2 separate regions of the Homo sapiens genome follow, and region 1 is linked to region 2. Evidence: chromatin loops called from intact Hi-C (ENCODE). Cell type or tissue: endothelial cell of umbilical vein. All regions are shown on one strand.

The links. Peaks named below come from ENCODE experiments on the same cell type or tissue, not always from the same donor. Only the 100,000 strongest peaks of a DNase experiment are listed, where the experiment ranks them.
Region 1: it touches region 2 in a loop (10-fold over the local background); 2 of 110 quality-filtered maps call a loop at or near these places.

What each region holds. Positions count from the first base shown.
Region 1 is chr17:62,692,198-62,694,697 of GRCh38, forward strand. It overlaps MRC2 (mannose receptor C-type 2), which reads left to right. Exons shown (of 30, transcript NM_006039.5): 30 at 34-1,400. The coding sequence ends at 254. Among named protein-coding and RNA genes, the nearest start is that of MARCHF10-AS1, 13 kb to the right of the region's middle. RefSeq lists enhancers at 1-404, 405-1,066. In endothelial cell of umbilical vein, a CTCF peak has its summit at 1,147 (motif pointing left); a DNase peak (open chromatin) is centred at 2,364; H3K27ac peaks cover 677 bases.
Region 2 is chr17:62,552,278-62,554,777 of GRCh38, forward strand. It overlaps TLK2 (tousled like kinase 2), which reads left to right. Exons shown (of 22, transcript NM_006852.6): 8 at 25-120; 9 at 1,386-1,478. Among named protein-coding and RNA genes, the nearest start is that of MRC2, 74 kb to the right of the region's middle. In endothelial cell of umbilical vein, a CTCF peak has its summit at 947; a DNase peak (open chromatin) is centred at 1,224.

The DNA of each region.
Region 1 (2,500 bases), 140 kb after region 2:
CACTTGGCCTTTCACGCCCACTCGCCTTGGCAGCGCTTCCAGAGAACCCAGCGGCCCTGGTGGTGGTGCTGATGGCGGTGCTGCTGCTCCTGGCCTTGCTGACCGCAGCCCTCATCCTTTACCGGAGGCGCCAGAGCATCGAGCGCGGGGCCTTTGAGGGTGCCCGCTACAGCCGCAGCAGCTCCAGCCCCACCGAGGCCACTGAGAAGAACATCCTGGTGTCAGACATGGAAATGAATGAGCAACAAGAATAGAGCCAGGCGCGTGGGCAGGGCCAGGGCGGGAGGAGCTGGGGAGCTGGGGCCCTGGGTCAGTCTGGCCCCCCACCAGCTGCCTGTCCAGTTGGCCTATGGAAGGGTGCCCTTGGGAGTCGCTGTTGGGAGCCGGAGCTGGGCAGAGCCTGGGCTGGTGGGGTGCCACCCTCCCACAAGGGCTGGGCTGAGACCCAGCTGAGTGCAGCGTGGCGTTTCCCTTTCTGGGGGGGCCTGAGGTCTTGTCACCTGGTCCTGTGCCCCCACAGGAACCAGAGGTAGGATGGGAGGGGGAACGAGAGCCTCTTTCTCCCCAGAGCCCCCGGCCCAGGCCTGTTGATCCGCGCCCCAGGACCCCCTTCTTTGCAGAGCCCGAGGAGCCTCCCCTGTCCCCTCGGGCAGATCTGTTGTGTCTCTCTTCCCACCTGGCAGCCTCAGCTCTGTGCCCCTCACCCTGCTCCCTCTCGCCCCTTCTCTCCCACCCCTTCCTTCTGAGCCGGGCCCTGGGGATTGGGGAGCCCTCTTGTTCCTGATGAGGGTCAGCTGAGGGGGCTGAGCATCCATCACTCCTGTGCCTGCTGGGGTGGCTGTGGGGCGTGGCAGGAGGGGCCTAGGTGGGTTGGGCCTGAGAACCAGGGCACGGGTGTGGTGTCTGCTGGGCTGGAGATAAGACTGGGGAGAGACACCCCAACCTCCCAGGGTGGGAGCTGGGCCGGGCTGGGATGTCATCTCCTGCCGGGCGGGGGAGGGCTCTGCCCCTGGAAGAGTCCCCTGTGGGGACCAAAATAAGTTCCCTAACATCTCCAGCTCCTGGCTCTGGTTTGGAGCAAGGGGAAGGGTTGCCAGAGTCCTGGGGGCCCCAGAGGAGCAGGAGTCTGGGAGGGCCCAGAGTTCACCCTCTAGTGGATCCAGGAGGAGCAGCACCCGAGCCCTGGAGTGGCCCAGTACCCTTCCAAGAGGCCACAGTCCCAGCCAGGACAAAGTATGCGGCCCATCCTGGTGCGACAGCGTGGGACAATGTGAACATGGACTCGAAGACATGGCCCTTTCTCTGTAGTTGATTTTTTAAATGTGCCATTATTGTTTTTAAAAAAAAAGGAAAAAAGAAAAGCAAACAAATAAAACACCTTTAAGAGGCTTGAAAGAGAAGGTTCTGCCTTGTCCTGTGGTGAGCCTGCTTCTTCACGTCTGTCCCTTCGGAGATAACTGTTGTTTTGGAGCTTGCACCACAGGTGTTTTCTGCAGCTGGCCATTTTGCGTCTGTCTCTGGGCCTCTAGGGGACACTCTCACCCCCGATCTTTAGGAGCTCACCCCTCTGGGCCTGCGCCTCCCTCTCTCTGTTCCTGGGGGCTTGAATGTGGGTGAGAACTCAGGAGCCAGGCCATCTGCTGCTGAGCAGCCAGCCGTGCAAGCTTGGGCAACTTAGCACACCTCTCAACATGTGCACAGTGGGGAGAACCGGACCCACCTCCTAGGGTTGTTTTAAGGATATGTGAGGATCAAGGGAGCTCATCTGTGCAGAGCACTTAGAACAGTGCCTCTGGGCTCTGCAAGCGCTAGGCGTTACTGCCGTTTCTGGGCTGCGGCTCCAGGGGAGCACTTGATGTGTCCAGGCCGGCCCTGGGTGGGGGCTCCACATCACCGTCCTTCCAAGGCAGCCATCATACCTGCCCTCTAACAGCCTGAAAGTTCACATGTGTCCTTAGGGAGCCTGGGCTCTGAAACCACAGAAGGCAGAATGGACGGCAGGACCTTTACTCACCTGCTTGTTCATTCAGCCGGTATTTGAGCTGGAGATGCCAACAAAGGAAGGTTAACCAACGCCAATCGGGCGAGGCAGGGGGAAGCTGCTAATGTGGCCTGTGTGTCTGGGGAGGGTCTCACTAGAGGGAGTGAGATTGACTGCAGCCTGAAGGAGGTGGCGGAGTGAGCAATGCAAATATCTGGGCCAGGGCTAGGGGGGCATCCCTGGTGCTTTAGGGGACCAGCAGGGAGGCGAGGTGGGCTGAGGCTGAGATGAGTCAGGCAGGGCCAGATTGTCCAAGGCCCTGAAGGCAGTGGTAGAATGTAGCATTATTTTCAGGATAGTGGGAAGTCAATGGGAATGGCTAATCAGGCTGACCTTTTAACAAGATCATTCTGGCTAGGAGTTGAGAAATAGACAATGGATGGGAAACGGGGGAGTGAAAGCAGGAAGGCTGGTGCGGAAGCTCTTGTAATAATTCAGGCACAACAAGACGGTGGTTTG
Region 2 (2,500 bases):
ATTGGTAATGCACCTTTATTGTAGGCTCAGCAAAACAGTCCCTCATCTACGGGATCTGGCAACACAGAGCATTCCTGCAGCTCCCAAAAACAGATCTCCATCCAGCACAGACAGACCCAGGTAGGTTGGTGATCGATAATCAATTGAGGGGCATACCTGCTGTGTAGGAATAAGGGCTAACCTGTGTAGTCTGTCATTCTTCTCTGACTTCTCTGTATTTCTCTGACCACCTCATTATTTGTGTGTATTATATTCATAACTTGCATTATGGGTATTTAAAGTCCTTTGGAAGGTGCTTTAACTTTTTGAGGCTTTTCTTTACTCTTCCGGTGTATTGTAGCAGAAATGCTTATGCTAAAGCATGGTGTTAAGGAAACTGCACACCTTTTTTTTTTTTTTTTCCCTACAGTATTCCACAGAAGAAAAGTACCTACGCTTTGAAGGCCTCTAAGTTCAGATTCTGGCCTGGGCCTCAGTTTTTCTTAGTACAAATCATCTGTGAAAATATGGTTGATTCTCATGATCTCAGACAGTGTATACAAAATGTTTATTAGTAGTGTACTTGTAGTAGGCTTTCAATAAATGTTAATTCTCTAATTTATGAAAGTAGTTAATGTATTCCTTTTCCTGCTTACTTATTTATACCTGGCTAAACTTCTCTCAGATGTGAGATACCAACATGGTTTACTCCTTAAATTGTGTTCAGAAACTCTTTAATTTAGGTAGTGTTCTGAACATTTGAGGATTGTATCTGCAAAGGATGGTGGCTATAGCTTCCATTTTGTAGTTTTGAGTATACTGGGTTTTCTTGAAGGCTCTTTTGATACTATATATATTACCTTCAAGACAGGATCGTTGGCAATCTAGGAGAATTTCTTAAATCTCAAGAGGTATACAACTCCCTGGAGCACATTTGAATTTTATCTAAATCACCAGCTCTTGTACAGTTCAGTTAGATAGTTGAGCACTCAGGTAGCTTCTTCTCTTCCCTTCTGATTGCTCTCTGTTTCCACCAGATGGCGCATTTGTTCCTTAGAGAGTTGTGTGTCAAGTCTCCTGTGAGATCCTTTTCTATTCAAAGTTAGTTTCATTTCTGGAGTAACGTGTTTCTACATTGTTCAGTGCACAGTAGTGAGAATTCATACATTTGATTCCAGAATTAACATGTGTTTGAAGTGTAGGTGTAGTGGGACATAAGGAACCCAGCAGAGGACTTGAAGAATGAGATGAGACAAGCAGATTTCATTTCTTAAGCCATGTGATTCTAGGCCATTTGTGTGAGCAAGTGCTTTTTCCCACCCCCCCGAGAAAGGTAATGAGAAGAGTGTGATGACATATAACATGTTGAGACTAATCCTAAATTTGTTTTACCTTTGTCTCTGTAGTCCGACCTCACAATAGAAAAAATATCTGCACTAGAAAACAGTAAGAATTCTGACTTAGAGAAGAAGGAGGGAAGAATAGATGATTTATTAAGAGTAAGTATTAAAATGTAAGAGATTTTATAGCAAGCACCATTTGTTATATATATTTGGATTATGTACATATCATAGAAGTAATTACTATAGCCAAATAACAATGAAATAATAAACATTTGGGTATTTTTCTTTAATTGAGGGAATCTGAGTAGGAACCAGGTTCCTGCATTCTAAACACTACCTTTAAATTGGAAATCTTATACTGTAGTGTTTTAATGATTGAATTTATATTGGAGAAATAGATATGTGGAGTGTTATATTTCATCTAGAACTGTGGGAATAAGTATAAAGTGTTGTTTTCCCATTCCAGAGAAGTTATTTTAATATTGTTGAATTTTATAAGCTATTTCAAAGGACTTATTAGCCCATTTTGCTTTTTGTACCTTTTATAACCTACTCACCCAAACTTTTTTGTGCTTACAAAAGAAACCTTTAAAATGCTTCATCTGGAATTAAATAGATACCACTAGAAAATATCAATATATTTTGAATATGCAATTTGGCATGACTGACTCATAGTTTTTAAAGAGTAAAAAGGGCCGGACATGGTGGTTCACACCTGTAATCCCAGCACTTTGGGAGGCCAAGGCAGGTGGATCACTTGAGGTCAGGAGTTTGGGACCACCCTGGCCAACATGGTAAAAAGAAACCCTGTCTCTACTAAAAAAATATAAAACGTTATCCTGGTGTGGTGGCAAGCGGCTGTAGTCTAGCTACTTGGGAGGCTGAGACAGGAGAATTGATTGAGCCTGGGAGGCGGAGGTTGCAGTGAGCTGAGATTGCGCCACTGCATTCCAGCCTGGGCGACAGAGTGATACTTTGTCTCAAGAAAAAAATAAGAAAGTAAAAAGGACCGGGCATGGTGGCCCATACCTGCCACTTTGGGAGGCTGAGGCAGGAGGATTGCTTGAGATCAGGGGTTTGAGACCAGCATGCATGACACAGCAAGACCCCATTTCTATAAAAGAATACAAAATTTGCCAGGCATGGTGGTGTGTCTGTGGTCCCAGCTACTGGGAGCG